2 separate regions of the Homo sapiens genome follow, and region 2 is linked to region 1. A link is a loop called in an ENCODE intact Hi-C map of the cell type or tissue named here. Cell type or tissue: mammary epithelial cell. All regions are shown on one strand. Links, peaks and the distances in the headings refer to the core of each region. The heading gives the core; the rest is flanking DNA. Region 1 has its middle 120 kb from the start of ZNF648. Region 2 overlaps ZNF648 (zinc finger protein 648).

Evidence for each region. Hi-C counts contacts between places; a loop is a spot of excess contacts. Peaks named below come from ENCODE experiments on the same cell type or tissue, not always from the same donor. Only the 100,000 strongest peaks of a DNase experiment are listed, where the experiment ranks them.
Region 2: a loop joins it to region 1, with 7 times the contacts of the local background. A loop is called at or near these places in 6 of 110 quality-filtered maps.

Annotation. Positions count from the first base shown.
Region 1 is chr1:181,931,843-181,943,162 of GRCh38, forward strand. No RefSeq gene overlaps it. Among named protein-coding and RNA genes, the nearest start is that of ZNF648, 120 kb to the right of the region's middle. In mammary epithelial cell, for the core only: a CTCF peak has its summit at 5,311 (motif pointing left); a DNase peak (open chromatin) is centred at 5,349.
Region 2 is chr1:182,049,453-182,060,772 of GRCh38, forward strand. It overlaps ZNF648 (zinc finger protein 648), which reads right to left. Exons shown (of 2, transcript NM_001009992.1): 2 at 5,118-8,621. The coding sequence starts at 8,558. The coding sequence ends at 6,852. Among named protein-coding and RNA genes, the nearest start is that of ZNF648, 6.6 kb to the right of the region's middle. RefSeq lists an enhancer at 6,761-7,291. In mammary epithelial cell, for the core only: a CTCF peak has its summit at 5,456 (motif pointing left); no DNase peak of the experiment used is centred there.

The DNA of each region.
Region 1 (11,320 bases), core at 2,121-10,120:
TATCCCCACTATCTCCTGAAACCTTACCAAAAAACAACACAGGGATTTTTTTCTTTAAGGAATAAATATTTAAAGACAAGGAGATCAGGAAAAGAAACAATACCAAACACCTTATTTTGAAGAAGAAAAGCAGATGGGCATTTGATAACGACTCTACAGAGCTGAGAAGACTGAAATCTTAACTGGCAGTGGAAGTGACTGAACCGCAGAACCCCAGAAAGGTACAAGATGTCTCTAATCATGAAGGTGAAAGTGAAGCTAAAAGCAGAAGCATCTCAAAGTTGACCCCATGATGCCTTCTCCCCACAACCACCCTCCCCACAACACATGCAGATAGCTCTCCTTCCTCAACCATGGCAGAAGTTGGGAGAGGATGAACTAGAGGGACTCCAGGTTGGGGCCATCAGGTACAGTGAGGGCTGAAGTGTTGTCCTGAAAGCAGGGATTCAGGGAAAGTCTGCAGATAGAACTGTCAGAGCCTTCTGCAATCAGAACATCAGCACCAGGCTCATTCTCTCTAGGAAAAGAGAGAAAACTGCCTAGTCCAAGAGAAAAGATATAAAGGGTGCCACCATATAACAGCATGGTCACATCACCCAGCTGATGAAGCTGTTTCTAGTCAACAGACCCCATTCACAAGCATAGAGTTCTTTAGGGCTTGGCTTTTAGAGTGGACAGCCCAGAATTTCCAGGTGTTGGAGAAAAGCCTCTGAAAGCAAAGCTCCCCCTCCCTCCAAAAACAGGAAAAAAAAGAATTTAGAAGAAAATCAAGACAAGTCAGGGAAAAGAGGCCTGTGTAATTTTATATATACATATTCATATTTATATATACAATTTACATATATATATAAAATTGTATAGGTCTCATATATATATGTATAGGTCTCATATATATAAAAGATATATATATCATATAGAGAAGAAATAAGATATATAATTATATAAAAGATATATATCTTATATTTTACAATATATAGTTATATATTATATATAACATCTATTACTATATATAAGCTATATAGTAACATTATATCTATTATATATTATACATAATATCTAAGATATGTTATATGTATTATGATATATATAATATAGATTATGTTATCTATCTATATTTTTTCAATATCCTTAAAGAGAAGAGAAAGTTTTACTGATGAAACAAAACAGGATGATTTAGAAAGAAGTAGGTCATTCAGAGGACCAAAAATTAACAATTTCTTAGAAATGCATAAAAACTCGACAAATATTTGGAAGATAATTTGAAGAAAACAGAGAATAGAAGAAAAAAAACAAAGAGATAGAAAACAGGAAATTATGAAATTAGGGAATCAGCCCAGGAATACTAAAGAATTTCTAAAAGAAACAATGGCAAAAATAGAAATTATTAAATATTTCAAGAAAATTTCCCAGAACTGAAGGACTTTAACTTCTGGATTATAAGGTGCACCAAGCAACCAGCACAATGACAGAACACAGGCTCACATCAAAGCACATCATTGTAAAATTTCATACTATGAAGGACAGAGAGAAGCCCCTGAAACGTTTTCAGGGAAGTCAGATACAAAGGATCAAGAACCAAAAAGGCATCAGACTTGCTTAGTTTTCATTTCTTCACTTACTATTTTCCAGAGAAAACTGCGTAATCCAAGAGAAAAGCATTGGGAGCTGCTGTCAGTGGATTCGTAGTGAGTAAAGAAAATGGGGCAATGCCTTTAAAACTCTGAAGAAAAATCATTTCCAATCTAGGATTCTATACATAGACAAACTGTCAATCAAAAGTCAGAACAGAATAAATATACTTCCAGCTTGCAAGTTTTCAAAAACATTTATCACCCATACATCTTTCTCAGGAGGCTACTTCAGGATATGGTTTGACAAAGACAGGGAGTAAATAAAGACAAGATGACATGGGATCCAGGAAACAGGGAATCTAACATAGGAGAGGGGAAGGGGGGAAAGAGAATTCTAAGATGATGAAGAAGGGAACTGAGGAAGATAGCTGCTCAGCAGGCATGCAGTGCAGGTAGCACAGACTGGAGAGGAAGCACAGAGAGTATCTAGAAAGCTCCCAAGAAGATGAACTTCTTGGAATATCTGATGTGTTTAAATATATTGAGAAGAAATGTACATATATGGAAGAATGTCTAGGTAGGAATTAGTGGTAGGTGAACAGAAAACTGCACAAACGAAGAAATAAGACAATTATTAACTCCAAGGAATATTAAATGTTGTACAAGAAAGAAAATGCAATCATCCTTTACACTACATGGACATGCTGTGAATACAGTCATAATTATGTAAACACTGAATACAGATCTAACTAAAATGATGATATAAGCCTACTGGGAGGTTTGGAAAAAAAAATTGTGGAGGTGGGTGAGGGAGGTGTTAAAGAGAGCTAATTCTTCATCTTTCATAGTGAGAATTTAATAATTCCTAAAATGAAAAATCAAGAGGTCGGCAGTAGAAACATGTTATTTAACAATTTGGAGGTAAATGCCCAAAGAGCAATCAAAAGTGGTTGCCTCTGGGAAGTGGGAAAGAAGGATGGAGAAGGGGAAGGCCGGGAATCTGCTATTTTTCATAATAAGGCTTATAACTACTTGACTTCTTAGAACCCATATAACATTTAAATTTAAAAAGATTTCCCTGGGTGGAGAGAAGGAAGAAATCATCTTCAAGTATTTACAAATACTCAACATGTGACACAGTGGGGAATACACTCAGAGTTGCCCTAGGGCGTTGGAGTGTGGAAGAGTTAGGAGACCTGGGAGAGGCCAGCAGAATCCAGATCATGAAGGGCTTTGCATGCCCTCAACCCAGATGGATCACTTCCCAGGGCCTTGTGAGAAATCTCAAACCGAACCATGGAAAACGGAAGATCGGCTGGGCTATTAAAATGGAAAAATGTTGGTCTGGTTTCTGGAAGGAAGAAAGAACAATGGCTCATTGTTCAGGTAAAATTCTAGAATGGACTTTAAAATGAACAATTTTGACAAAAGGAATAATCATAAAAAATCAACATGGGTTCATGAAGAAGTTACACCAGAATCCCTCTTTCTTATCCAGTGTGATTATGAGATTGAAAGATACAAGAAAGCTGAGCACACAGGATATCTTTATTTCAGTTAAATACTTGTCTTCTTGCTGCTGCTATGAATAAGACGAAGATGTGGACCAGGCGACAATATGGTGGGGTGACTATGTAACTGATTGATTAGCCATAAGCTGTGGTTTATGTCCTTTGCTCAGGGGTTCTGCCCTAACTGATTTCTGTCCCAAATCAGTATTTTAAACCATGAATTGGATGATGACATTTTTATCAAGTTTCCATGTCAGAACCCCAAAAAGGCTAATATTTGGAAAAGGCAGCCTTCTAAATGATCTCGACGTGTATGAAATAATGGATTGACTCTAACAACCTAAGCTTACTAGTAACAAATATGAATTCCTTTGCATGGGGTATGTCGCCCTGTCATCACCAGGCCAGCTTTACCTGTGGCTACAAGTTCCTTAGACTCTGGACAAAGGTAACTACCTGCAGTACTGAGACGAGCCTTGCTTCTTCTAAGTGTCCCCCCACTTTTCTCCTCCACCCCACAATATACTTAATCAACACAAACTCCACTGGCAGATTCAGCACAAGCTATGAATTTTTGTCTTACTGCACCCTCTCTTTCTCTACCCCAATACCAATAGGATTTGACATTTTTTCCTTTGGGTTCCCACTGTACCCAAGTGATGTCTCCAAACTAGCTATAGCACTCCAAGGCCATTTCCCCCTTTAATTAGTGAGGAAGTATAATGGGGTAGTTAAATAGCTGCTGGAACCAGACTCACTGGGTTCAAATCCTGGCTCTACCATTTATTGACTGTGAGATGGTGGGAAAGTCCCTTAAATGCTCTGTGCCTCAGTCTCCCCATCTAGAGAGAAGAGGTGATAATACTTCCTACCTCACTGGGAGGAAAAGAGGATTAAATAAGTTGATGTTAATAACTAGCACAAGGAAAGTATAAACAGTTATACGTATATACCTGTCTCTCTTAATAGTCACTGACCACCTTATGAATTGTATCTCCATATCACAGCAATTAACATTTTGGAACATAGCAAATCCAAGAGCACTGACTTACAACCCTTCAGTAGCTCTCTACCACCCCTAAGACAAAGACCAACTTCCACAGCCTGCCTAGATTTCCTTGAGACCTGGCAGGAGCTGGCCTCTCAAGCCTACACTCTCCCCCAACACTCTTCAGATGCTACACTGAAGCCCTGAAAAATATCCCAGCCACTAACCTTCTCCAGACCTTTGTTCTGAGGCCTTCTCCACCCTCTGAATGTTGATGTTCTAGCCAGAGCCAATTTCACGGCTAGACAGCTGGCACAGAGCAGCAGAACCCAGAAAAATAGTGACGGCTCATGGTTCACCAGTGGCTTACTCTTTGTGAGGATGTCACCATGGACCAGAACATGTGTCACCTCCACACCACCCTCAGGCTGCCTGTGTGAGCATCTCAGCATGCACCAGAACATGTATCACTCACATACTGCCAACAGGCTCTCTGTGTGAGCGCCTCAACATGGACCAGGGTGTCACCTCCGCACCACCATCAGGTTCTCTCTGTGTCTTTCCATGAACCAGGACATGTGTCACCCCCACACTGCCATCAGGCTGAGTGCCTCACCATGGACCAGAGTGTGTGTCACTCCTCCACCACCATCAGGCTCTCCCATCATTTGAGTGGCTTCTTGCAGAGCCTATTAGCACCTGAAGGGAGCCCTCATCTCTCTGAGCCCTTGGTCTCTCAGGACAGCTTTTTCCTCATGTGCACTGCCCTCTTCAATGCAGATATTCTCGGGGAGTCCAGTTAATTTTTTACTCTTGTAAAATTAACTCAGTATTAGCCAGATCTGGGAATATTAGCTGAGAACATCTTGGTTTCTTCATGACCTTTACATATAACTAATGTTTTGTGGTCAGGGCCTCTGTCATCTCCACATTTGACTTTCTCAGATTCCTAATCTGAGTCATGAACTTGGAAGGTACTTTCAAACCTCACTGTTGATTTTGACAACCTGAAAGCCCACAACTGGGGGTGAAGGGGAAAACACCCACTGGACTGAGAAGAAACGTGCTTATGTTGCCCTCTCTGAAAACCTTTAATCACTATTAAAAAAAAAAAAAAAAAAAAAGCAAAAACAGTGTCCTGTGTAAGTTCAGCTCTCTGGGGCATGTGGACCTCCACAAGCTAGGGGCCATTTCCTGATGCAGAGCCTCCGGTTGCCTGTGACTGGAACCGCAGTGCCATCCAATGGCAATCTTGTGTAATGCAGTAGCTCCTCCATCTTTCTGCACCTGTAGTTTTCCTAGTGCTCCTGAACAGGAAGCCTCACAAGTCCTGTGGTATAAAAACCTGTTTTCTGTTCCTGTGTTGGTTTGCTTAGGATAACGGCCTCCAGCTCCTTCTGTGTTGCTACAAAGGACATGATCTTGTGTCCTTGAGGGTGGAAGGTGGGAGGAGGCAAAGGATCAAAAACTATCGGGTACTATGCTTATTACCTGGGTGACAAAATAACCTGTAAACCAGCACCCCCTGCCGCCGTGATATGCAACTTGCCCATATAACAAACCTGCACACGTACCTCTGAACTTAAAAGTTAAAAAAAGGAAACCTGTTTTCTCAATGTCATTTGAGTATGCAGCCTTTTTCTTTCTTTTTGTTTAATGTCTACGAACCTTTTGAAGGCTTAATGCTTTATAGAGTTTGAGCAGCAGTTCGCAAAGTGTGGTCCAGGGAGTCCCAAGAACCTTTTAGGGATTTTGCAAAGTCAGAATTATTTTTATAGTAATACTAAGACATATTCCGCCTTTGGCTTCTTATTCCCTTATAAGGGTACACTGGAGTCTTCCCAGGGCTATGTGACCTACACTGTCCTCAGAGGCAGATATGAGACTCAAACAGAGGCAGATATGAGAATGGAGCTGCCTTCTATTAAGCAAGATATTATAAAGATTTGCAAAATTTAAAAAACGTCATTTATTACTTTTTTGGAAAATACAGTTATTTTATTGAAATACGTTATTATGTGTATGTAATAATTGGTTTTGTTGTTGTTGTTTTGTTTTTTTGGTTTTTTTTGAGACGGAGTCTCGCTCTGTCGCCAAGGCTGGAGGGCAGTGGTGCGATCTCGGCTCGCTGCAAGCTCCGCCTCCCGGGTTCACACCATTCTCCTGCCTCAGCCTCCGGAGTAGCTGGGACTACATGCACCCACCACCATGCCCAGCTAATTTTTTGTACTTTTAGTAGAGACGAGGTTTCACCGTGTTAGCCAGGATGGTCTCGCCCTCCTGACCTCGTGATCCGCCCGCCTAGGCCTCCCAAAGTGCTGGGATTACAGGCGTGATCCACCGCGCCCGGCCAAGAATTGTTATTTTTAATGAACATTTTTAAAATTTCTAATTTTGAATATGGTTAAGTATTGAGAGACGTTACCCCCCCCCCCCCCACATAGACTAAAGCTCTTTAGAGTCCTGGATATTCATTTTAAGAGTGTAAAAGGGTATTGAGACTAAAAAACTTAATAACCGAAAACTTAAAAACTTAAGTTTCAGAGGCTTAGTTGGACTGTCCAACTATGTACTCTCATCATTTCTGTATCGAATGGGACACATGGGTGGCACAGAACCTCACTGGCATAGTAAACAAGGGGATGTGGATATATTTTTTCTAGGGAGAAGGCTTAGCTTTCCTCTAGTTTTCAAAGCTCTGTATGACACTGTCCAACCCCATAAAGGTTAGGAGCCACTTAAAAGCGAGCATGACAGCCAAGGGGCTAGAAGGCTTGACACTCATCCCCTCTCTGACACCGACTACTCTGTGACAGATACGAGTCACCTAATCTTTGCTTTATGAGAGGAAAGGGGTAGAGGATCTGTCTGGTGTTTCTCTACTGTCAAAATATAGAAAAATCAGATAAATGTCCATTTTAATTACTTTATAGTTAAAGGAACAATCTTTTAAGTTGTGTTTTATACGATGCCTTGTCCATAAAAGAACTGAAGGTAGTTTGATTCTTCCCTAGCTAGTGTGAAAAATGTGATCTACAGCCTGGGGTAACCAAAGGAGAGTAAATTGAAAAGGACTTATTGCTTTTCCAGATGTTTGTCTATTTTAGTGATCTTTCAAAGATCATGTTGTTGGACTTATTTATCAGGCCTACTGCCTTTCATTTTTCTGTTTTATAGTCTCTTGATTTTTGTTTTCCTGGATAAATATATTTCATTACTTCTTGTTTTATAATTACTTAACACCATGAATTTTCCCTTTAAGGTACAGATTTAGCTATATTCTTTGTTTTTATATATAATGTTCTATTTTTTTAAAATTCTAATTATTGAAGTTTTAGTTTTTTCTATTGTCCAAAAATTAAAAGCTTTTAAAAGTTTCTTATGATTCTTTTAAAAAATACTCGATTTCTAGTTGCATTACATTTTTATAACTGCTGTATTGATATAATTCACATACCCTAAAATTTACCTTTTTAAAGTGTATAATTGTTTTTTGTATGTCAGTTATGTAATAATCACTACCATCTAATTTTAGGACATTTTTATCACTCCAAAAAGAAAACCTATATCCATTAGCCATCACTCCCTAATCTCCTTAGACCCCCACCCCACTCCCATCTTAGAAACCTCTCATGTATTTTCTATCTCTATAGATTTTCCTGTTAGGGACATTTCATATATATGGAATTATATAATATGTTGCCTTTACTGTCTGGCTTCTTTTACTTAGCAAAATGTTCTCAAGTCTTTTCTATGTTGTAGCAAGAATAAATACTTCATTCTTTTTTATGGCTGGAATAGTACTGCATTGCATGAATTTACTGCATTTATCTCTGTTCATTAGCTGATGGGCATTTGGATTGTTTCCTTTTTGGGTTATTATGAATAATGCTACTATTAACTATTGTGCACAAATTTTTGCATGAATAAAAACACACAAAAACTATTCCTCTTTGCTGTATACCTTTACCAGTTGAATTGCTGTATTATATGGTATATTAAAACTCTATGTTTAACATTTTGAGGAACTGTCAAACTGTGTTCCAAAGTGGCTGTATCATTCTATAGTCCAACCATTTCTCCACATTCTGCCCAATAATTGATATTTTTCTTATTTTAGTCATCCTAGTGGGTATGAAGGAGTAGCTCATTGTGGTTATGATTAGCATTTTCTTAATGACTTATGATGCTGAGTCCACTGCATTTTGGTCAGAGATTGTGGCCAAATCTTAGAATTTATTGTGATTTTTTCTTTGTAGCTTAATATGTGATCAATTAAATATTCTCTTAATTGCAGAAGACAAAATCTTTGTTCTTCAGTAAAATGTGATGGTTTTCTATAAAGATCTCTGATATGTAGGGTATACATTGCAATATACATATTATTCAATTATATCCTTATTATTTGCCTGTTAAAAATGCAAAATGTCGAAATATTACTATATTTCTGCTTCTTCTTGTATTTCTATCATTTTACCCTTAAACAAATTGAGGCAATGTTATTTGGTACATAAAGGTTTATGACAGTTTCGGCTTCATTGAGAACTACATCCTTGTTAATATAGTGGTTCTCTGTGTAAAAATGTATAAAATTTTTTTTATCTGATATTGATATTGTTCACTGTTTCCTTATTAGTTGCATTTGCATAAAATGCTTTTGGCATGTTCATAATTTTATTGCCACTTTGCTTTAAATAAGTATCAGATAAATAAGATATAGACAATTTAAAGTTTTTATTTTAATATTATACTTATACAAATGTGTTTTATTGTCTACTAGTAAAAACAAATAAATGAAAACAAATTTTCTGTCTTATAGTGTGATGTCCCTTTTTTCCCAATAAGCTGTTAATAAATTAATGGTAATATCACAACCTCAATGTCATCTTATAAATGAAAAACTATATCCTAGGAATAAAGGATATAGGTTGTGGGTTTTTCAAAAACTCAATCTGAATGTCTTTATATTTTAATGAAAAACTTCATCTATTAATAATTTGCATTTATTTTGATAAATTTCATATTTGGTTTTAGTTCTTTTGTAGCATTCCATACTTTAAAATTTTCTTTTCTGTTGATAAATTATATTTTCTCTGCATTTATTATTTATAGTTTTCAAAGGGTATAAGTAGTTCCTAATTATGCCATTGGCTTCCCATAAGCTTTTCAAAAGCATTGTGTTAACTTATATTTCTTTAAAATTAGATTAAGAAGTTCAACAATATTTTTAAAACTACCATATTTGATGCCATTTTTTCCACCCTACCCCTCGATCACCAACTTCTACGTTTTTTATTACATTTCAAGTTTTTCTATCCATGTTTTTATTATGCAATTATTTTATATGCTTTATATTATCTTTTGATAAGAATTATTTGAAGTTTTCACTAATTTTTCTATGAGACAGGGTCTTGCTCTGTTGCCCAGGCTGGAGTGCAGTGGCACGATCTCAGCTCACTGCAACTCAGCCGCTCAGGTTCAAGCAATTCTCCTGCCTCAAGCTTCCCAAGTAGCTGGGATTTTAGTCCCGTGCCACCAGGACCAGCTAATTTTTGTATTTTTTAGTAGAGACAGGGTTTCACCATGTTGGCCAGGCTGGCCTCAAACTCCTGACCTCAAATGATCCACCCACCTTCCTCCCAAAGTGCTCAGATTACAGGCCACTGTGCCCGGCCTGAAATTTTCATTAAATTTTATGTTCATATAAACAGCAAATATTTAGACATCTCTATTTTAACTGGTTTAAGTAGTCATTGCTGCTTTTCTTTTTATATCCTGATCTCCCTAACCTCGAGCTTTCAGTTTTGCTCCATTATTCATTGGGAAAAAATATTCATGTAGCTTATAAAAAGTAATATACATGAGTAGGACATTTTCTGAGTACCTAAACATCTTAGAATATCTTCAAATTGCTGACACATAAGGAAAGAAAGCTTAGCTTTGTACAAAATTCTTAGGTTACAAAATTTTCTAGGTTGTATTCCATTGTTTTCCAGAATTTCCTGTTTCTAGAATCTAAAATCAACCTGTTTTATCAGGCAAAGAAAAATAATATACAAATACTACCAGCAATGAACACAATACTTTAATATTAATAATTTCAGATTTTTTTATTCCTATGATATAGTTTTCCATTTATAAGATGAAGTTGAGATTGTGACATTACCATTAATTTATTAACAGCTTATTGGGAAGAAAGGGACATCACACTAAAGGACATAAAAGTGGTTTTGTGTTTACTAGTAGACAATAAAACACATTTGTCTGTATAAGTATATTCTAATATTAAAATAAAAGCTTTAAGTTGTCTTTTCATCTGAAGTTTAAAAAAAATTATGAAACATTTTAGTCATTAGCAATCATACATAAGAATAATATACTTTTATAACTTATGTTTATAACATTGATCTTTTTAGCAACATTAGAATTAATACTATAATTTCAAAGTAGACCATGTAATGCCAGGATTTTGTCTACATTTCCCATTTGGAAATTTTTATTATTTCCTTAATCATATTATTGGACAGAGCCTGAGTGACAGCACTTCTTCCAGACACATGAATTGGTCAGAGCTTTTCTAGTTTTGAAAATTCTATTTGGTACAAGAAATCTGATGGTACCTACCATCTTTTATCACATTGCTTAGCATATAACATGCAATCTTCTATTTGCAGGAAACCTTTTTATTTTAATGTTGTCATCATACAGACATTTTTTTGGGACGTTTTATGCAATGAAGAGGCATTTCAAAATAAGTTAAAGTTCAATGGTTAGTGTTATACCAAGACAAGTAACTTAACTAAAAAGACAACTCAGTGTAAAACTATAGTCTTCAATGAGGTTCATACATGTAAAAGTAATGACAATCACATTATAATTTACTATTCTACCAGACAAATGTAGGTGGCCTTCAATATCAATTGTAGCATGCATTTAATTTGGAAATATAAGACTGTCTTACAATTTCAATTCTTTTGCATTTGCTGAGAGTGTCTTACTTCTGATTATGTAATTGATTTTAGAGTAAGTGCCAAGTGGTAATGAAATGAATGTATATTGTTGTTTTCTTGGGTGGAGAGCTCTGTAGATACCTATGAGGTCCATTTGATCCAGTGTTAAGTTCAGGTCCTGAATATCTGTTAATTTTCAGTCTTGATGATCTGTCTAATATTGTCAACGGGGTGTTAAAGACTCCCAGTAGTATTGTGTGGGCATATAAGTCTCTTTGAAGGTCTCTAAGAACTTGCTTT
Region 2 (11,320 bases), core at 1,479-9,478, 120 kb after region 1:
TTCTTAAGGACTAGTCTTTATTGAAGTTTTCCGTAATTGCAATCCCTGTGATGGTTGGCATGCAGTTCTGAATGTAAATGTAGCCTCTTTCCTCAAGTCCATTTGCAGTCTGGTTTATCTTTGTCATTAATTATTTGTACTTTTCAAAAGAAAGTATTTATTTTTCTTAAAAGCTGTAACAATACTTATTTGGATGATTTTTCAAACTACATATACCATTTATATATTCCAAGAGTAATCGTTACATTTATAAGACATAACATGACTGATTTCCTGTATCAGCAATACATTCATTTCAGTATTTGAAGAAATTTGTTTACCACTTTGGAGTATAAGCTGTCTTAGTTACCTTGTTTGTTTTTCTCTTTTAAAAATTATCCAAAAGATAGTCTTTGATAGGGCTTACTTTGCAAGTCTGTGTTAGCCCTTTTGCTATTATAACTGACTTCAGTTCCTGGGTTTTGGTGCTGGAGACACATTTGGAAGTGGAATTCAAAAGAGAATCTTTATTTTAGGCCAGTTGATGGGCTTCAGGAGGCCTGTGACTCCTTGAAATTGTAACACAAAACATCAGTAATGAGGGGTTTTTGATAGGGTCCGCAGCTTTTATTGGATTCTCAAGTAGCTTGTGATTCAAGAAAAGGTTCAGAAGCATTTTCATCATAAAGATTTAGGAAACAGCTGCAGATCTAATTGGTTATAGCATTTTGGAAACTCTGGAGTGATTTTCAGACTCACTTTAATTTCATCCTTATCCTTAGTTCTTTACTACTTTTCTCAGGACTGGTATATCAATACAAAAGCACCATCTTTAGTATACTTGTAATAAATGCTTTCCTTCACATTTGTAATTTTACTGGCAGTAATCCTTTGCATGGTGTTTCCTTTTCTGAAAAATGGGGATAATATTATAATATTGCCCTCAAAGGACTGTGTTTTAGGCTCTGGAGAACTAGGAATTTCTCCCCTTTCTAGGAAAGACCATACATTAATTTACTTATCTTTGAATTAAGAATTGAAATATACCAAGAAAGAGAGTGACCAAAAGGGATTCATACTTACGATTCCTTATCAGATGTGATACTGGTGTCCAGGTATTTCTGCCCCCTTCTCAAAGGCTCCCTCTTCCTGGGCCCTGGAGCTATTAAGGCTCACTTGGCAATGGGACAGATTATACAAGGGTACCTATGCAACAACTGGGCCTCAACCAGCCTTAGTGGGTGGCCATTGGAGAGAATGTGGCAAGAGGCAGCAGACATGTTTCCAAACCTTCTGGCAATTTACTTAAGGTAGAAATCAGGGCTTGTGGTGACTAGTCTCTTACTCGTTAGGAGGAAGTTGTTCTTTATATTATTGTTTGTTATCTACTGTGGCATTACAAATTACCAACCAAAATTCAACATCTTAAAAAAAAACAAGTATTTATTATTTTACACAGTTTCCAAGGATCAGTAATTTGAGAGCCACTTAGCTGCACAGTTCTGGCTGTTGGTCTTTCATGAGGTTTCAATCAAGTAGTCAGCCAGGTCTCCAGTCAACTGAACTCTTGACTGGGGATAGAGGATCCACTTACAAGCTCACTGATGTGGCTGTTGGTGGAACACCCAGTTCCTCACCACAGGGCCTCTCTACAAGGCTACTCATGACATGGTGGCTGTCTTCTGCCAGAGCAAGTGAATGAGGGAAAAAGAGAGAGAAAGAGAAACAAAGTATCCTATGGAAGCCACAGTACTTTTTATGCCTAGCCTCCAAAGTCACACACCATCACTTCTGCTTTATTCTATCCATTAGAACCGAGTCACTAAGTCCAGCCCACACTAAAAGGGAAGGAAACTAGGCTCCACTCTCGAAGGGAGGTATGTCAAAGAATTTGTGAACACATTTTTAAAGCCACCACAGTGATGATGAAAAATAAAAATGTAAGCAGGCATAACTTCTAAACCAAAAGGCAAGAAATTTGCTACATATTCTCCTTGTTGCAGACAGGCAGCCTATTCTTAGAGAGGACACGTAGACCTTATTGACCTTTGCTTAACAATAACAGACAATAGCATGACCTATTAATCTTGATTGCGTTCCTGGAAAGGAAAATTGTTGCAGACCCCATGTGGGAATATTTTTCAAGGACCTTTCATAACAGATTATTGTAGGAATTAATTGAGATAATGAATGTAGTGCCCAATCCCTAAAAAGTGTTCACTAAATGGTAGCTATTTTTATCCTTTCACCAAGCCTTATTAACTCCACCCCTGAAATCTCTGGCATCTTCTCATCTTACCTCTGTCCCCACTTGTCCTTGACTTCATCTGAACTACCACAAGAGATTCCCTCTATCCCTGTTTTTGGCCTCCTCCATGTATTATTTGTTTTTAGCAAGAGGTGTTTTTCTTTAAATCTTAGTGATAACTTATATTTTATAGCAGTTCTATTCATTTGCTGAACCAATCTGCTGAGTTCCTGACACTCCTAAACAGTGAAACTCTGAACCAATTTGACTGAAAGTTGTAGGGTGGGGGTGGTTAAGGAGAAAAATGAGGAGGAGAGAGAGAAAGATAAAAACATTATCTAGACAGTGGAAAAATTGTACTGGCATGGTTTAATGCAGAATGGAAAGAGGGAAATTGATGTTAAAAATGAGCTTTCCTGTCAACTTAAACAGCTGCCCTCTTCTGGTTTGATGAAACATTGAGTCACTCCATCTTTGGCAATATGTTCATGGGTCATGGAGTTTGTAGTTCGTATTCTAGTTCTGAGTCTAGCAATGACATCTGCTTGAGTGTTCTGGCAATTAAACTAATGCTTTACACAAAATTTTCTTCCAAGCAAGATTTTTTAAGCTCTAGTTGGAATTCCTGGGTGATCTATTGTGTTCATATCAGGTTAATATAGCTTTTCAATGTGCATGCATTTAGAGTATAGAGTGTGTAAATGTTGACTGCCAAGATTAACTGCTGGTATATTTTTCTGTGTAAGGCACAGGCACAGAATGTTTCTTTAGCCAGTGATAGGAAACAACAGTGGGCCTTCAAGGAAGTATTACTCCTTTAACTCCAATTTATTCCCCCTGGCTAGGTTATTGACAGTTTCCGAGGCATCAATGATTAAGAGCTGCCAACCCAGACTCTCCCAGATCCATTAAGTCATTCACAGGTCTTTGTTCCTGAGTCATGCCATGATTTCTGCTGTGCTGTGTTTCAATTTTTATCATCGTTTAAACTAAATTTATTGTCATCCACTTTAAAAATGCACATCAACAACTCCATTCCAAACAGAGGCAGTTGGCCCTGTGAACAGTCTCTGGAGCAAGCATGTCTAAATGTCACATCATTACTATGCCAGCCACTTTCTAGCTGTGGTATCTTTCTCCCTTGATTTCCTAATCTTAAAAAAATGGGGATAAGAATCACCATAAGTTTGCTTTAAAAAACAGTTAACATATATAAAACATTTAGAACAGTTCCTGGCACAAACTGAACACAATGTAAGTGTTGGCTATTATCATTATGGTCTAAAGAATACAAGTCATGAGCACCATAGACTGGTGAACCCATCAGGGGAATTTTTATTAAGTGGAAACATATAAATGAACATTTTTACTGAGTATATTCAAATTAATTTTGGCACCCTGTACTGTGGAAACAGCATTAACCCAGAGAGAAGCTTTAAATTCTTTTTGTCACGAAGAAGGCCCTGCCCTTATTTTATTTTATTTATTTATTTTGAGACAGCATCTCACTTAGGCTGAATTGCAGTGGCATGATCACAGCTCACTGCGGCCGCCACCTCTTAGGCTCAAGTAATCATCTTGCCTCAGCTTCCCCAGTAGCTGGGACTATGTGTGTGTGCCACCACGCCTAGCTCATTTTTTTTGTTGTTGTTTTTTGAGATGGAGTTTCACTCTTGTCACCCTGGCTGGAGTGCAATGGTGTGATCTTGGCTCACTGCAACCTCCGCCTCCTGGGTTCAAGCGATTCTCCTGCCTCAGCCTCCCAAGTAGCTGAGATTACAGGCGCCTGCCACCATGCTCAGCTAATTTTTGTAATTTTAATAGAGATGGGGTTTTACCATGTTGGCCAGTCTGGTCTCGAATTCCTGACCTCAGGTGATTCACCCACCTCAGCCTCCCAAAGTGCTGGGATTATAGGCATGAGCCACCGCACCTGGCCAACCTGGCTCATTTTTAAATTTTTTTTTAAAGGGATGGGGGTGTCACTATGTTGCCCAGGCTAGTCTCAAACTCCTGGGATCAAGCAATCCTCCCACCTTGGCCTCCCAAAGTGCTGGGATTACAGGAATGAGCCACCACACCTGGCTTTACCCTGATTTTTAATTACATAATAGAGAAATAAGATTGTCTGCTGTGATGTACAGTAGGTTAACAGAAAACCAGAAAGTAGCTCGGCATAATTTGGGGCACAAATGCAAGACAGAATAACCTGTCTTCAAGCATTGATTCTTTTCCAAAGATGTGACTCAACTACCCCTACTCTGAATGGACAGACTCTACTGGGCAGAATTTGTCCCAAGCCACCTCACAGCTGGTTGGCTTCTCTTTTGTCCACTCCATGTACTGTTGCCTTCTACTTGTGTACCACTGTCTGGTCCAGTGATCTGTGACTACTGGTTCCAATGGGATTCCTTTCTTCTCTAATACCTACTCAGAATGACCCTTGCAGTTGATGTGAGAAAAGACTGGTTGGGACAATTTTCCTTAAAATCTGAGTTGTTTTGTGAAAGGCCTGAAGGACTAATGAACTTCTCTTGGACCTGTTCAGTACATTCTACCCCTTATATTCCAGAAACATAGTATACAGCACCAAAGATACCCAGCACAAGCAAATCCAGCGTTTCTGCCTATTAACAAGTACGCTCACTCCTTCTCCAAAGCTATGCCCATGTGGAAGCCATACCTAGATACCACACTGCAGACCTTTATCAGTATTCAAGGTTAGGGTTCAGCAAGTTATATGGTTAACAAACAGCGCAGGTGACTCCTATGCAACCAGGTTTTGGCGAACAACTCCATAAAAATTATAAAACAAAACCAATTTTTTTAATTTGTAAAAACTATACTAATGACCATCTTCAAGAAAGGATACAATGAAAAGGAGTAATCCTTCAGTCTTCAAATATTTTATTGATTATCTAGGAAAAAAAAGTTAGCTTTTGCTCTCTTCATAGTCACAAGCTCATCTTGTGACTTTTCTACCAATTTAAAGCTCTTGCATCCAGCCAAAGTTTCCGTCATATAGTAGGATCACTCTAACTTTTACCTACTACTATCACTTCTATTTTGCCAATGCAGATGCAGAAACTGAAGCCCAAGGTCACATCAACAGTAAAGGATGGGGATGGACTCTTTTATTACGGTTACCTTGGTCAAACAAGACACAAGACTATCTAGCTATCTAGCTATCTAGCTATCTCTCTTACTTCTCTTTGGCGCCCCCATGTGTCATGAGAATGCTATTTAGAGGTCACACCCTAGTTCCAAATCAGGTGGAAACCAAGAGAAATTCAGATTTGGCATTCTTTGGTGGCAATTTTAGGAATATACTAAAGGTACTCCCCCAAAAAGGGCACTATACCTTCTTATGGAATATCTTATTTAACTTCAGTAAGATGAGAAGTGCCGTTTGCCTATGTGCACCAAGGACATCTGTGGAGTCATAGATTCCTCACAGTTGAGGTTCAGCTAAGAACTACTGACTTTATACAGATCACTATACACATCAATACACTTTGCAGAATGGCTGTTAGTAATGCAAACTTTGAAATAACCTCATTAGATAACTGTGAGCACGTAGGCTTCCATACCTGGTTTTAATGATTTTGAAATGCAGACAAGCCAATGGCACTTGGGCAAAGGGTGTTTTGTTCACTTCAAGTCAAGACTAATGATTCAGACAAATTTAAATGAACCCAAACGGTTTCATGAACCATGGTCAAGGCTTTGTGGAGAAATTATATATGTCTCTCTGTAAATGGGCCAATTGCTTTGTAAATATCACATATGACTTAAGCCCTCAGAGTGCAAACAGGAAAAGAGGCAGCCAGAGAGAAGGCATATATGAATTTATATGAATTCTGTGGGTGAGACTCGGGTTAGATCTACTTACTAAATTCCACTATAAAGAGGAATGGGCTTCTTTTTCAGATGCTAAGGCTGTCCTGAACTTCTAGAATAACTGGAATATGACATAAACCACCTTCTCTAAGATAAAGCCCTTCTCCACTTCAAAGCCAAGACTCATAAAGATATATCCTAAGGGTAAAGCCATTTCTGCAGTCAAGTGAAATGATGGGATGTTGGACTGGGTTTGAGTTCCTCCAAAAACGGCGTTGCTTTGGGGGAGTTCATCATAGGGACCACTTCTGGGGATTCCTTTATTTATATAAAAACCAAAAAGCATCTTTCTCTAAAGAGGACCAGCCCCTCAGGCCTTCTTTTCAGTATTTGCATATGGCTTTGAGGGTAGGACAGGTTAGTCTTTTTCCCCACCTTATCCCTGGAGCCCGGCCCAGTGCCCAGCATGTAATTCTAGAAGCAGTTTCTGATTGATTCAGGTTCCCCAACCCAAGGAACTCAACGTTTGATCAGCTCCCACTACTTTGTCTTTCCCTTTTCCAATTGCTTATGACCTCGGACACTCAGAACCACTGATGTGAAACCACCCACCTGGGTGCTCTCTCGGTGGTGACTTTCTGTTCAAGGGATCAAATAAATAATCAAATGGACCACTGATGACCCGCGACCTGCTGGGAGGCGAGGCTGACCAGTGAGGCTGGCAATACCATGTGAGTGGGCCCACCTGGGAAGGTTCCAAGTAGTGAGGTCGACGATGCTATCTTCACTCGTCAGAGGAGGAAGGGATGGGCTCCTTCTTGCAGGTGCCGTGCTTGGCTCGGTGTCGTTGGAGGTGATTGGACCTGGTGAAGGCCTGGCCGCAGTCCTCACACTGGTAGGGCCTCTCTCCGTTGTGCATTCGTATGTGCTGGGCCAACTCAGAGGCAATGCGGAAGGCCCTGCCGCACTCGGCACAGAGGAATCCCTTCTCCCCGGAGTGGATCTGTTGGTGCCGCTTCAGGGTCGAAGAGCGGGCAAAGGCCTGGCCACACTGCGTGCAAGGAAAGGGCCTCTCGCCAGTGTGGATGCGCTGGTGGCGCACGAGGCGCGAGGGCTGCGCGAAGGCCACGCCGCAGTCAGCGCACTTGAAAGGCCTCTGGCCGGTGTGCAGCGTCTGGTGCTCGGACAGATTGGAGGACTTGGTGAAGCACTTGCCGCAGGTGGGGCAGGGGAAGGGCCGCTCGCCCGAGTGCACGCGCTGGTGCTCCACCATGCGGCTGGCCACAGCGAACTCCCGGTCGCAGGCGGGGCAGCGGAAGGGCTTGGCGCCCAGGTGCGTGCGCTGGTGGCGCAGCAGCGACAGCGGCTTGTTGAAGGTCAGGCCGCACTCGGAGCACGGGAAGGGCTTATTGTTGCTGTGCATGTTGCGCTGGTGTTTGCGCAGGTCCGAAGAGCGCACGAAGGCCTTCCCGCAGTCTGGACACGGGTAGGGTTTCTCGCCTGTGTGGGTGCGGATGTGCTTCCGGTGGTCGGAGGACCAGGTGTAGGCCTTGTCGCAGAAGGAGCACTGGTAGGGCCGCTCGCCCGTGTGCAGGCGCCTGTGCTGCTGGAGTGTGCCGCGGTGGGAGTAGGCCTTCCCGCATAGCTCGCACGCGTAGCGCTTGGCGGCGCCGCCGCGCGTCTCCGCGGGGCTCAGCGGCTTGCTGGGCTTCTGAAAGGCCCGCCCGCCCCGCAGGCACCTGTAGGGACGCGCCTCAGCCTCTCCGCCCTCGCGCCGGCCCGCCTGGTTCTGTACTTTCCTGCTGTTCCGCGCTTTTGCCAGGACCGCGGCAGCCAGGCTGGCTGGGGTGGCCGACGCCTGGGCTGGTGTATGTGTCTCTTGCGTGGGAAGGTCCCAGTTGCTCCCCGGCCTGGGGAAACACAACAGAGAAGAGTTCCCTGCGGACGTGTCTACACTTTTGTGCGCACAGAGATACTTTCCATTGCTGGGGAAGCTGGGTGGGACATCCAAGACTGCGTCCTGGTTTGCCCCCGAGTATCCATCATCACCCGCAGGTAGTCGGTCCCCAAGAGGTTGCATCTGACCTAACAATTTGTGTGCGAGACCACTGGGAAGGGAACCCAGAGCTCTGCTTGCTCCCGGGGAACCCTGGGTCTCGTTGATCTTTGTCACATCTCTGCTCCAACTGGCTTTCCCAGACATTTCCACTGGTTTCTGCCCCATGCCCCCAGCACTGGAGGAGTCAGAGAATTTCTCTTCCTCTTTGCCCAGTGGATGGGGCCATGGCAAGTCAGGATTTTCGTGTGTTACTGGGGAGCTGCCCCTTGGACAGGCCACCGGGTCAGCGGTGCCCTCTTTTTCGGCCTCCCCACCATCTTCATCGTCACTCTCTAAGTTCATGCTCAGCATCTGGGTGTCATGAGCTTCCTCAGTCAAGCTGCTGAGAGGAGACGCCTCTCCCCACCTGTCCTGGGAGTCCACTTGTGCCATGATGTTCAGGCGCTTCTATTGCCTACTCCTCTGAGGAGGAGTATCCTGCTTGGCTCAGGATACCTGCAAAAAGAAAAGTACGAAGAGAAAATCACAAAGAATGTACTTAATCACTTTCATGAGCAGAGGGACTGAGGTTCCCACTATAGCTCTGTTTCCAACTGGTCTCCATGTCAGGCATATTGTTGAGCCTCACTGAGGACAGAGGCCTGGCTCTGCTGAAAATTCCAGTCATCCTATTCCCTCTGGAGATCCCACTTGCTATAAGCCCCAGGAGACCATGCTGTCAGGAATAGCCAGGGTGGGGCATTTGCTGGGTGCCAGCTGTGCCTTGTCCTGTCTAGGGTGCTCATCCCCAACCACTAACCAAATGTGTCCTTTGTCAGCATGGGGGACAACTCGATGAGAGGGTAGGAACCAAGCTGTGGTCCTCCTAAGACACTCTTACAGTGTCCCCCACTCAGGAAGCTGGAAACCAGGCTGGCTTTTGCTGTCCCTGCCAGGAATGGAAGTCTGCCATCCCATGATGGTGTCAGCTAGGGTTACCTCTCAGGCCCTGGGCTGTGTAGGCCACCTCTTCCAAAGATAAGGAGCAGCCCTTGGGAGAATGAGGGTGAGTCAGGAAGGCACCAGTTGCCCCTCACTGATTAAGCGGGGCTTCTCAGGCCCTTGTAACTTCTGAGGAACTCCTAACTGCCAGGAAGGCTACCCATAAGCACCCGGGGGCAGAGGATGCCCACTGAGAGCTTGACCTGTCTTTGAAATTTTGCTTCATCATAAACATTCAGGAGAGTTTACATTTTATGTCTCATTTTTGTTTTTGTTTTTAATTGAGTCGGAGTCTCGCTCTGTCACCCAGGCTGGAGTGCAGTGGCGCGATCTTGGCTCACTGCAACCTCTGCCTCCCGGTTCAAGTGATTCTCTGCCTCAGCCTCTTGAGTAGCTGGGATTACAGGTGCCCACCACCATGCCCGGCTAATTTTTGTATTTTTAGTAGATACAGGGTTTCACCATCTTGGCCAGGCTGGTCTTGAACTCCTGACCTTGTGATCCACCTGCCTCGGCCTCCCGAAGTGCTGGGATTACAGGCATGAGCCACTGTGCCCTGCCAGTCGCATTTGTTTTATAGAAAATAGTATTAAAGTTACCTGGGTTTAAATGTTTAATCTTCCCCCAAGTGTGCCATATTGATCCCCTGGCATACCACAGATGTCCACTGGGGTACACATCTCCTGACTCAAGAAGCCAGATGTAGGATTTCAAACATAATGCATGAGACATGAGAGCCATTTGGGTTTTATTTTCAAACTTATTTTATTTTAGCTTGAAGACATGGAGAAAGCCTGCTGGAGGATTGGTTAACAAGGATTGGATGAGTGACAGATTTTAAAGGAGTTACTAGAGAGGCAGGGTACTGAGGGCCTCTCCAGGGGGACAACTGTTGACCAGAGGGCTAAATCTGCTTTAGTCTGGAGAGAAACTTCTGAGAATCCCAGAGGGGGTATTAAAACTCTCATTTTTCTGGGCACACGTTATGAGCCAGCCACTATGCTGAGTGCTTCACAAACATAATTTCATTTATTCCTCTCAGCAAACTTTAAGATAGATGCTATTGGGAGGCCGAGGCAGACGGATGATGAGGTCAAGAGATTGAGACCATTCTGGCTAACACGGTGAAACCCCGTCTCTACTAAAAATACAAAAAAATTAGCTGGGCATGGTGGCGGAGCTTGCAGTGAGCTGAGATCGCGCCACTGCACTCCAGCCTGGGTGACAGAGCGAGACTACATCTCAAAAAAAAAAAAAAAGATAGATGCTATTATTACTATATTATTCTTTCAATTTTACAGACCAGGAAACTGAGCTTTATTGAGGTTACTTACCTGCCCAAGGCCACACAGCTCATAGACAGCAGCAGTGGGGTTTCTCTCTAATTTTAAGGCCATTAAGCCCCAAATGGTCCTGCCTCCCAGCTGTGGCCTTCAGACTGAAGCCTGCTCTGGGGCTGGGCTCTGCCCAAGAGCAGCTGCAGCATCCTGGGGTGAAAAGCCGTGGCTTTCTGCAGGCATCAAAGCCCCTTGTGTTTTCTGGGCCAAGGAACCTTGGCTACAGGGCCTCACTGCTGGGCTCCTCCCTGCTTTCATTGACCCAGATTGCCCTCCGCCAAAGAGAGAGGCCAGTGGCTGCCCATCAGAGCCAGGACCCATGTTGCAGAGGCCACTGCCTGTGGTGCTCAAGAGTATTAGTCACTGAGTATTTACCTTCTGAAAGCTCCTTCTCTCTACCTCTGCCCACCTTTCACTGCCATCTCAGACTGGATAAAAGGAGTGATCTTTGTATTTGGCTGGTACAGTTAACCCTATCCCCATCTCATTAAACTGTTCTTCCCTGGTTTCTGCCTGATCATGAGCCCAGTTACCCTGTGTGTATGAAGAGGGAGCAGTATGGAGGAATCCTCACTTTCTGCTCTGGATACAGAAGCCATGGATGGAGGGAGGACACATTGCAGTTGTGACTGGAATTCAGCATCTCACGTCTCTTTGTGCCCTAAAGCCCAGGGACCACTCCTCTTCTCTCACTGCTTCCCTCACCCATCACATGGCAGAGGGTAGCTGGCATGCCTTTTGACAGGAGCCCAGATCTGACATATTTTCAGCATAGTGGATCTTAGGGAGTGAATGTGTAGTTCATAGAGGGGACATACCACTAGCCAACCTCATAGAACTTGCTCAGACCAGCAGGCTTGATCCGGGGCTGTAGGT